Linked DNA regions of Homo sapiens: region 1 is linked to region 2. A link is a contact called in ENCODE Hi-C or POLR2A ChIA-PET data. All regions are on one chromosome and are shown on one strand. Each heading gives the region's core, a stretch centred on a gene start or an enhancer-like site at or near the end of the contact. The rest is flanking DNA. Distances are from core to core; before and after follow the strand shown. Region 1 has its middle 400 kb from the start of FOXP1-AS1. Region 2 overlaps FOXP1 (forkhead box P1).

Region 1 (5,785 bases), core at 1,136-3,635, 180 kb before region 2:
CCTCCAAAACTGTGAGTGATACATTTTTGCTGTGTACAAATTAGTCTAAGATATTTTGTTATAACAGCGCTAACATACTAAGCCACCTTCTATATGGAATTTTGTTCTCATCTGAATTTTCTTCCCATGTTCTTATTGTCTAGTAACACTCCGTTAAAAAAAATTAATCAGTTCAAGTACAAGGACTTTCTATAACATTTACATAAGTGAAATGTGAGTTGCATTATTGTGTTTAGTTGGTTTTCTCTCCCCGCTTTACTACGATCCAGTCATTTCAACAGTGTATTTTAAGATACGTGGTGCCAAAAGTGCATAAACTTCCAGAAACTAACATCTTTGAATTCCCACTATTCAAACCGTGGTCTGAGGGTCAGGGCCATTCCATTTCCTGGGAGCCTGTGGTGATTGCTGAATTACAAGTCCAGGCAAACTCAATCAAAATCTGTAGGACAACAAGATCCCCAGGTGACTTATTTGAGAAATCAAGCTTAGAGCAACAGTGCTCTAAACCAAGTATTAGATATAGAACTGTACATGGATCTCAGTAGAAACTGATACAGTGATTAAAAAAAACACTTTCCTACAAGTTTCTCTGATGTCTTGTATCTGAAGATGCAGAACATGAAATTAGATTTTCTTGATGACCATTATTAGGATTGTAAACATCTATAATTGTTCAGCTTTTTCTTCCAAACTTTTCTTTCTTAATGGTTGATTAGAGAAAATTTTGCATTTATTATATATGCCTTGGGTGCCTCCAGCCCCCTGCAGTATTTATCACCTGAAATGGGCAAATAATCTGTCTCAAAAAAAAACTGTGGAAAAATCTCGAAAATGTAGTCTGCAGGTGCCTTTAAGTTTGGAGGATCCCTTTGCAAAATAAATATTTAAATATTTTATGAACCCACCTGACAGTAGAGATATATTTGTGTTCATCTCTTTCTAAAACATTCAATGAGTAATACTTTTAAATGAGTGTGTACATGATTAATCAGATCATCTATATAATTTGGAAAATATTCATATATTTATATGTGTAAGATTTTTTTTCAGTTCTATGAGCAATGCTTGCACACATACGGATTCTCAAAGTCCTCGTAGCAACTTCACAACCCACAGATTGAGTGGGAAATACTGGCCTAGAAAAATAATGATTAATAAATTACCATTATAGCATACATTTTCCTGTGCAAAAAAATCTAGAGCAGTTGAAGAAGACAAAACATACAAAAACAATCACACAAAGTTGTTTCTGTATGTTTTCTTTTAGATACAGGGTCTCACTCTGTCTGCCAGGCTGGACCACAGTGGCGTGACCGTAGCTCACTGCAGCCTTGAACTCCTGGGCTCATGAGATTCTCCAGCCCCAGCCTCCCAAGTAGCTGAGATTACAGGGGTGACCAAAAAATAATAAATGTGTGACCAAAAAAATTGGTAAATGGTTCATGTCCAACTTCCGAATCTAATTAATAGCCTATACCAGTGGCTTTTGAACTTGAGTGAGAATCACGTAAAAACTTGATAAAACTACAAAGGCTCAGGCCCTCCCTGTTTTGCCAAACCCCTATTAATTCCAATAGTGAAGGCACCAGGTTCAAGAAGAGACCCAGAGCCAGCAAAGGAGACCTGGGGTTTTATTAGGGGTTCCATACAGGGGGGAGAGTCCAGTGGCAGTGGGCTGGACAGGAGAACCAACTTAATTACCAAAATGATCCAGTGGCAACTGGCTAGACAACACATCCACTTTCCTACAGTGCTGACTGACGGGGCAGTAGAACCCCAACCGCCTGCAAACATCATGAATCAAATATTATATAGCGTTTTCACTTAACACCCTCCCACTAACAACCCCCTCCTGGAAACCTTCATTTAACCCAAGAACTCAGGGCCTCAATCCCCTATATGCGCCGTGTTAGATGGGACAGGCTGGGGGCTCAAACATTTATCATAGATAAGGAATGAAATCTCCGGGTTGGCCACTCCTGGATTCCCTAGCTCAGAAAACACATGCAGGTGCATCTGCCATACGGGGTCATTCTCAGGGTGTACTTATGTTATTGCTCTCAGGTGTGTTTACCCCACAGTCACCTCAATGAGCCTGGGCCTTTGCCTTCTTAGCTGTCCAGATGGTTTTGACACACATCCATGTTTAAGAATCACTGTTCAAGAGCTAGGCTTCTTGCCTGTAATCCATCACTTTGGGAGGCCAAGGCACATGGATTGCTTGAGGCCAGGAGTTCGAGACCAGCCTGGCCAACATGGCGAAACCCCATCTCTACTAAAAATACAAAAAAATTAGCTGGGTGTGGTGGCATGTGCCTGTAATCCCAGCTACTCAGCAGGCTGAGGCAGAAGAATCACTTGAACCTGGGAGGTTGCAGTGAGCTGAGATTGCACCACTGCATTCCAGCCTGGGTGTACAGAGTAAGACTCTGTCTCAAAAATAAAAGAGCTAGGTTTCTCAGCCTCAGCACTGTCAACATTTGGGGCTGAATAATCCTTTGCTGTGGGTCCCTGTCCTGGGCACCGTAGAATTCTTAGCAGCTTTCCTGGTCCCTACCCACCAGATGCCAGTAGCAACCTTCCCAAATATGCAAACCAAAAATGCCTCCACACGTTGCCCAGTGTCCCTGGCAGGAGAGCAGGAGTGGGGGTATGGGGGTGTGGATGCTCACCCCTAATTGAGAAGCACTGGCTGAACAATATGGATTCTATGTTAGATTCCTAGGATGACATGGGCTTTGGTTGAGATCTGCACAGGACCACCGGAACCACAGAGCTGGGTGGCTCTGCTCACCTACACCAAATTCCCTGGGTCCTGCCTGATAGTCGGTATCTACAATTAGCTGTGTCTCTGACTATAAAAAGTTCTAGTACATTCTGATCTTGACACATTGAGAGTAACACGGCTGAATGACTCAAATATTACTTCATGGTTTGAGTTCAATTTCGAGGCAACATGCAGGGCTCAGCCAGACATGTGTCTTAAGTCAAGGCCAGAGTCACATTTGTCACACACAAACCAGACCACTAAATATCTCTTTCAAAAAAAGAAAAAAGTCTTTTCTAAAGCCAACTTCCAGTCTATGTTTGAAAATTATATTCCACAAAGATGAAAAACATACATTTTCATTTTGTTTCGAATTAGCACGGTAAACAGCTGGCTCTTTTCTTTCCAGTGGAGGCCTTAGCTCCATTTGTTAGCTCTGTTTCTGATATTTCACCTATTCTTTATTTACTTAACAGAGTTTGACAGGAAATTCTCAGAGAGATAATATATCTCCATTAATAGGGTGACTGGGGGAACATATTCTAAGGTTTCAAGTGGCCTGGAACAATAACTTACATCTTTGACATTTTTGTCAGCTACCATCCCATTAATAGCATCCAATACCACTTCCCCGCAATCCATGCAGTCTTACAAGTGTTTTGTGGAAAAGCACACTTTTTCTATTTTTCAGAAGATGCAGGCTCATTACGCTGTTATCAGCAGATAATGGTGCAAATTAAAAAGGCTTGTGAGAAAGGCCACCTGATCTCCATAAACACAGTCTCCTGACATAAATCAGACTACTAGAACAAGCGAAAATGAATCAAGCTGGATTTCTGGGTGGATCTAGGGATTTAAGGGTCTATAACGTCTTCCTCCTCAGGGTCACCAATTTGTGTTGAACTCAAAAGTGTATAAAGAGAAATTTGTTCCCCAAATGAGAAACTTTTCCTCTGTTTTAGTGGGAGGGTGGCTATTGGTGAACAACAGAGAGTATTGTAGGTTTTTACCAAGAGATAAAAGCATTTTTATGTTGACAAACATAAATGTACTTTCTTCTTTGTAAGACATCAGTAAAAAGCTAAAAAATAAGTCAGAGGTTCATCTGTTAGGAATTCCCCTGCCTGCTCAATAGCTTTTTACACCGACATTGCAAAAAAAATCCCAGAATGAATTGAAGCGATGTCTTATATCAATGTTTTCACGGCCAAATTATGGAGATCCAGCCTTGCAAGGGAAAGTAAAAAATTTCCCCATCTATCAGATGCTTCTCCAATTACTCATGGCCCCAATTCCGTTTAAGAAGTGCCTCCAATAATTGATAATGCAAGGGGCATGATATGAGCTAACAATGCAATTTATAGCAGAGAGATAAAACCCAGATAGAAGAACATTTACCTTATAATGCTATTAATATAAAAGTAATTATGAGGGTTGGTTCTAATTAGAATGTTCACTTAGAATCAAGATAGAATGGCCAGAATAGTGAGTTTCCTGGTGTTGGAACTTCATTCTTTGACTTGAAAGGTTACATGCGTTTTCCAAGTAGGACATTAAAATCTTTATTTTTAAGATGGTGCCATTTAAAAATCAGTCTGAAGTTGATTCTCTCCTCCATATCTGTAAAATCATCTATCAAGAGAAAGTATATACTTTGTATGATTTTACACTGTATATTCTATAGCACATGGTCACATATCTAATATGTACACATATTTAGGGGGTTGAATTTATCCCCACCAAAAAGATACCTGCAAGTCCTAACCTCCAATACCTGTGAATGTGACCTTATTTGGAAATAGGGACTTTGAAGATGTAATCAAGTTAAAGTGAAATCATACTGGATTAGGGTGGGCCCTGAATTTAATGATTGCTGTCCTTGAAAGGAGACACAAAGCTATATGAAGATGACAGGAAACACTGGAGTGTGCAGCTACAAGCCAGAGAAAGCCAAGAGTTGCCAGCAACCACAAGAAGCTAGGAGAGAGGCATGGGACAGATTCTTCCTCAGAGTTTCCAGAAGAAATCGACCCCGCTGACGTCTTGATTTCAGATGCCTGGCCTCCTGAACTGCAGGAGAATACATTTTGTTGTTTTAAGCCATGTAGTTTGCAGTAATTCATTACAGCAACCCTGGGAAACTAATAAAACATACATAATTTTTTGGTTCTATTCTTATTACGTATATTTGTGTTCAAAATAAACACATTTTTGATTGAAAACTAAACTTTTTACATACTTAAATGTTTTATAAAATCTATTTGAGACTAAAAAGTAGACATTTCATTCAATCTTAGTGTACGAAAGATGGTTTCTTTAATTAAAAACCAAATAATATCATTTTCCTTTTGAAAGCTGTTGTTCTAAAAGTCTTCTGGAAACCTGGAACATGATCCCTACCAAAAAACTAATTAAAAAAAAACACAAACCAAAAATCTAAAAGAGCTCTGATTGCCTAAAATAATTGTCATGTAGGTGTCACAGCTCTGTCCTCTGAACTTAGTTTTTGCAACTTCATTCAATAATTGTTGACTCTTATTTAACAAATATTTCTAACAGATTATTTGCCCATTTCAGGTGATAAATACTGCAGGGGGCTGGAGGCACCCAAGGCATATATAATAAATGCAAAATTTTCTCTAATCAACCATTAAGAAAGAAAAGTTTGGAAGAAAAAGCTGAACAATTATAGATGTTTATAATCCTAATAATGGTCATCAAGAAAATCTAATTTCATGTTCTGCATCTTCAGATACAAGACATCAGAGAAACTTGTAGGAAAGGGTCTATCGGAACTCATTTTTTTTTTTAAGTTTTAGGGTACACAACGTGCAGGTTTGTTACATATGTATACATGTGCCATGTTGGTGTGCTGTACTCATTAACTCGTAATTTAAGAGTAGATATATCTCCTAACGCTATCCCTCCCCCCCCCCACCCCACAACAGACCCCAGTGTGTGATGTTCCCCTTCCTGTGTCCATGTGTTCTCATTGTTCAATTCCCACCTATGAGT
Region 2 (5,950 bases), core at 2,998-5,497:
CGTTTGCTAAGAAATAATTCTTTAAATTCCTTTCTTATTTATACAACAATAGCAACAACAAAAGCTACTCTCAATAAGCACTTTAGGATGACCTTCTCTATTAGAAATAGTCACTGCTCTTTCAGGCTATTGAAAGCTGAGTATAGTGTTTTTTTAAAAAGTCAACAATGTGCTAAACTTTGTTGGCTCAACTGACACGACTTAAGCGTCAGGTTAATCTAGTCCATTTCGGCGACTCTAAAAAAATCACCTATTTACCACCTTCAAACTTGGAGAAAAACTTCCTGGCCTGTATATTTTTTAAAGACACACACACAAAATCCCCACACACATTTTTATTCTTTTTCTCAAAATATTAGAGGAAAAGGAGTAGTGTGACATCAATGAATGCCTATTTGCCTTCAAAAAAAAAAAAAAAAAAAAGGCAACAAAATCTGACCCAGTAATCCCAGGAATTTTACTTGAAAGTACATTTTGATGTGAAGTGTATTAAATGCAGGTTACTACAGACCAGAAAGAATATTGGTAATATTTCCAATCAAGCAAATGCCTGAATTTCAACAGGGTCAGCGGGGAGCAGACAATTCCCTCTTTACTCTGGCTGTAAAAGAGACAAGCGCGAAGTGACCATCAAAGTATGATCAGATGTTAAATGGGCACAGCGCAGATCGCTCTTCACCCTAAAGTGTTTTTGTGTCAGATACCAAATTTATTAATGGGATTTTTTCAGGTCACAAAATGTGACCCCACCCTCTCATGAATATTCAACAGAGAACCAAGGGCTCTTTTGCGAGGTAGAAGGACCTTAAATCTGCCAGAAAGTCCCCCGACTATCAGTAGAGTTCTGACTCTTAAAGAGAAAAGGTGCTCTTTCCGGAGGGGCTGGCAGAGAGCCCCAACGGCAGGAAATACAAATAAAGGAAGTGCTCTCCAACCAATGTACAGGGAGAAAGTGGAAAGAATCATTTCAAAACGCCTAAGTGACTTTCTTTTTCCCAAAGTATTAAAATTGAGTTTTAATGTTTATAAACAAAAACTGGGATGTACTTTGAATATGCAATGTGTTTTTATTTTAGAAACTAAGTTCTTCATGAGGCATCCATAAAACTCATGCATGCTTTCAGAAGGTGGACTAACTCCTTAGCAGGTCAGTGTTTATCAGCTAATAGTCTGCAGGTGCATCAAAACAAACAATAAACAAGCAAACAACATTACAGACGCTCATGACCCAGCTGTGGAGACAAGCCTTAAACAAAATAATTAGAGAGTGATGCAATGCAGTGCTTACTCAACTACTAAATTGCACGGTGGTGGCTGTAAGCACCATGGGACCACAAAGAAGGAGGAGATCACTAGGAGGAGGGGTCTGGGAAGGCCCACTGGGGAGGTGGCATTTAAAGGCTGATGGTTTGGGTAAGGGGGAGGTGACAAAAGAGAGAGGGAAATGGCTTGGCATACTAACTTAGAAGCCACCTGGAGCCCATCTCGCCCTGTCTCCAGACAGACAGATGATATGGTGACTCAGAGACTACTTCTGGGCAAGGAAATGTCCCATCAGTGATAAACCTGGATAAACTACATATGCCCAGGCCACTTTGGTTAATTCTAAACTCCTGTGGTCCTGTGTACTTGCCCTGTATTTGGGATTCAGGAAGAACTGGAACTTCCATAAGTGGAATATAATATAAAATGTTAAAACCAATAGTAACTCAGAAGACTTCGTTAAAACCATTTATTAATCACTGTGAGCACCAGGTCATTTTAGAAAAGCTGAATAAGAAAGGCCAACAAAAAAATTTTGGATTGTGGGTGTTTTAACAGTCTCATGCAGTTGTCATAATCTGAACACAAATTCCAGCCCTCATTGTACAGAGGAGGAAACTGAGGCTTAGAAAAGCAAAGTGATTTCTCCCAAGAATTAAACATGGCCAGGTGCAGTGGCTCATACTCATAATCCCAGCACTTTGGGAGGCCAAGGCAGGAAGACTGCTTTGAGGTTTGAGACCACCCTGGGCAACACAGTGGGACTCCGTCTCCAAAAATACACACACACACACACACACACACACACACACAATTAGCCACGTGTGATGGTGCATGCCTATAGTCCCAACAACTTGGGAGACTGAGGTGGCAGGATCACTTGGAGACCAGAAGTTCAAGGCTGCAGCAAGCTGTGATCGCACCACTGCACTCCAGCCTAGGCAACAGAGCAAGAAACTGTCTTAAAAAATAAAAAATAAAATAAAAAAAAAATATATACTACAGGCTTCCAAGAGGAAGCAGATACTGGATAATTATAAAAAAAAAAAGCCATAATAATATAAAATGAATACCTGTGGTGGGGGGGAGGGGATATCGAGGGGTAAGCCAACGTTTAAGGAAGAGTAAAGGAAATGCTAAATACCATACTTTAAAAATATTTTTGATGCCCACATCCTAACACCCACAACAGATACAGCTCTTGTTCAAACACCACATATTAAGAAACCTGTCAGTTGCTAAATGAGTCCATTGTGCAGCTGGCTGTGCACTTAAGAACAGATTACTATGATCCCACACCAAACTCTAACCACCAAATAACACACCTGGGACTAAAATCATGTATTATATTTGGTTCTGCTGAGCCTTAGCTTTGAACACAGAAGAAAGTGAAAGGTTTTACTGCCCATTCAGAGCTGAGAATGGAGATAAGATGTATTAAAGGAAGAGTCAGGAGGAGCGTCTCCTCAGGACATTATTCCATACACTGATGAATGGCCCTGTGGTGAGGCAGATACAGCAATGGTCCCTGGCCCACGTGGTCCTCAGTTCCAACGAAAGGCCTGCTTTGCCAGAAGCTGCTTGGAAATAACTAGAGAAAGGATACGAGCATGGGGTGAAAAATCAACTGTGTGATCAGAGGCCAAAACCTTAATTCAAGTTTGCTGTCTTCTTCTGAACAACACTTGTGTTAACACAACACACATTTTCTTTCCCCTTTCCAATTAATTTAATGGAGTATCCAGGACATATTCTGAAATGACAGAACTTAAAGAGATTCAACCAACTGATTCCAATTCCGGAGAGAGAAAGCTAAAGCAACAGGAATACAAAATGTAAGCCCAGTAACATGCCTGATGGCCTACTCAGGAAAGCGCGCCTCCCCAGAAGGAGGACTGCTTTAAGTATTTCTCCAAAGAATGGCAATGGGGCAGCCAATTAGAGTTACTAAATTGCAACAGCAATGCCCCATTCCTGAGATCTGGGGATTTGTCTCCAAGGAACCACCATTCTGTCTTGATTTAAGCAGTGCTTTTACTTAAAAATATAAATTAATACATCATCCATCTACAGGGAGCTAAGGCAGTTAGCTCCATATTGATATTGTTTATGTCACTGTTATGCATATGTTGACAATGAAGCTAATTATGTTGTTTTTCTTCTGTGCCTGCAAGTTTGGCCAAGGGAAAACACTGAGTTCTCACTGTTCCATAGGAGTTTAAATTCCCCTTAATGCATCTTCCAAATTGCCATTTGCATTTTCATGTAATGCAACATTTTATAAAGCCATTGCTTCTGGTTAATTTGTATATACACAGTGTGACATGTCAACATTCAGGTGACTTGTAAGTATGATGAGCTATGGAAAACATCAACCTAAAAACAAATCCCTTACTCTAAAAGCATTCATAAGCATCAGAGGTAAACAAAATCATGACAGAAAAGAAAAATGACAACATCCTTTCCTAACTCTGCATTTGACAGTAATAAATTACCCTCTCTCATTTATGATGAAACTATAATCCCCTGTTTTAACATAATGTAAAATTTGTTAATGGACTGCTTCTGCCATGGGGTTAGAACAGATTACACTGAAGTGTGCAAAGTTCTTGAAAAGGTACATGTTTTGGGGCAGTAGAGCATGTCCCAAAGTGCTGTACCCTTCAGATATCGGGGGGAAAACATCACTGCCACCACCACCACCAAGTGTAATTTGTTATTTCCCTCCCGAAGAGTGACAGTATTTTTGGCCCACCCACAGGCAAACCCTCGATTTTTAAGCATAACCAGAAATGGGGCACTGAAGGGGAAAGAAAAGACGGCTCTTGGGGAATGAAATTACATTTTAATTTTTTTAACGTTTACTTATGTAGAAATCGCTGAATATCAGATAAAGGCAACTGACCACCTTTATTTAGTACAGTCAGCTTTTCCAGAGATCTGTGGTGTGCAGCAGGCCTGCAAAGAGGCAAAGGGAGCGTGTCCCATCCTGCCCTCAGAACAATGCTCACACATCTTCCTCCCATGCAACACCACCCTCCTCTGACCCTAGGTTGACACACCCTCATGTCAAAACCTTCTTTACGCCTGCCCTCTGCTGGCAAGCCTGCCAGGATTAGGAAATTTTGACTACTTCAACTTATTCAAAAGACAACTTTTAAAGCCAGACAGAGAAAGGACATGTAATGAACTATTAACTGGAATATATAAATTAAGACATTTAAACAAAATGGGGGGAGAAAGGGGGACACCCCTAGTGAAATATGGCACTTTTAATGTAAAAATGCACATTCGTCTACTCTATTGCCTCCTCGCTCACAGCAGGGGAGTGCCAAACTCGATATTTTAGCTCACCTAAGAGAACAACCTGTATTACTGTTGGGCATCTTGCCTTCTTTTGCTCACTCTCCGGGGAGAGCATGTCGGCGCATTTTCAATAAAACACCTTCTTAGCAGTAATGGGCCACTGTTCCCATTTCAGTGGTCCCTAAGGTTTCACGATACAGTATATTTGGCTGACTCGCAGTTCGAGTTTTCTTCTGGCATTCCTAAGATCCAAAAAACGGAAGAGAAAAAGCAAAAGAAGAGTACTTGCTTATCCTTTGTTTCAGTAAGAAAACAGTCAACTTTGAGACTGATTAGCTGGTAGGACTTACACAAAACAAGGGCACTCTCGGGCCCTCTCCCCTGCTACGGGAACCCTCCGCGCACGTGTGGGCCAGACTCCCAGCTGAAGGAGGGCTCTGGGCATTAGGGGGTAAATTTCTGCAGCAGCGTGCTGGGGTTTAACAGTGCAACTCCTGTCAGTGTCAATGGGAAGCACAAGGCCTGTACAAATCCCTGCATACCATTTCAAAAATATATCTCCAAGACGGGAAAATGAAGCTTAGCAGTTGCAACCTCAAAAGCATTCAGGAAGTAGCACTCTTGACAGCGCTTTAGATGCCGAGTAAATGGTCTTATAAAGAACACCCAATCCAGCCGACAATAAATCTTACACCGGGGAAGCCGGCACAGGGCTGTGGAATCCCCTCCAAGATAATTGCCTTCCACACTGTGTGGCATAGAAGCTGCTACACAGAAAACATTTTCCGGGGCTCTGCGCTCGCTATGGCTTGCTTTTCTTTCCCTAATAGTCACCAATTACACAGACACTCACACCCTGTCTTTAAGAGTGACCACATAAAAGTCTCAAGGTTTGTCTCCTTTTCTAGAAAAAAAGGTTGTAAGGCCAGTTCTAGTGGGGAGCGGGTGGGAGAGGGAGGTTGAGAACAGAGGGTGTGTTTAAGAACTCAGGAATGGAATCTGACACAGGCATCCAGGTGAGCAACCCTGGGTGTCTCCACTTTCCAGTCTTTGACGGTTCATGTAGTTTCCAGACAGCTCCAAGTACTGGGGCTCATCTACAGGCCGCTGAAGCGGTCAGCACATCTTTTCTAGTCCACAGAGGCCTCAAGCAGGCTGTTTAACTCTGAGATAGTACAGGAGTACTACATATGACTTAGGATTCTATTAATGACTTTGTCAGGAATAATAGTGTGATTGTGGGCAAGTCACGTCACCTCTCTGCGCCTGCACATTTCAGCTAAACAAAGAGGAAGATGGATGAGATCTCTCTATAATTTCTTTTTTTCTTTTTTGAGATGGAGTCTCGCTCTTGTCACCCAGCCTGGAGTGCAATGGCGCA

What was found. A loop is a pair of places that touch in the nucleus more often than their neighbours do. ChIA-PET counts read pairs that join two places held with the same protein, here RNA polymerase II (POLR2A). Pooled maps may share reads with other maps.
Region 1: a loop to region 2 is called in a pooled map, with 2.6 times the contacts of the local background. The contact joins two enhancer-like sites. A Hi-C loop is called at or near these places in 1 of 50 pooled maps. POLR2A ChIA-PET finds 5 or more read pairs at or near these places in 3 of 52 experiments (OCI-LY7, Panc1 and activated T-cell).

Annotation. Positions count from the first base shown.
Region 1 is chr3:70,886,931-70,892,715 of GRCh38, forward strand. No RefSeq gene overlaps it. Among named protein-coding and RNA genes, the nearest start is that of FOXP1-AS1, 400 kb to the right of the region's middle. Within about 2 kb of position 2,386, at least 4 of the 41 ENCODE cell types and tissues checked have a DNase peak (open chromatin) inside an H3K27ac peak, as active enhancers do.
Region 2 is chr3:71,065,689-71,071,638 of GRCh38, forward strand. All of the region lies in intron 7 of FOXP1 (forkhead box P1), which reads right to left. Among named protein-coding and RNA genes, the nearest start is that of FOXP1-AS1, 220 kb to the right of the region's middle. Within about 2 kb of position 4,248, at least 6 of the 41 ENCODE cell types and tissues checked have a DNase peak (open chromatin) inside an H3K27ac peak, as active enhancers do.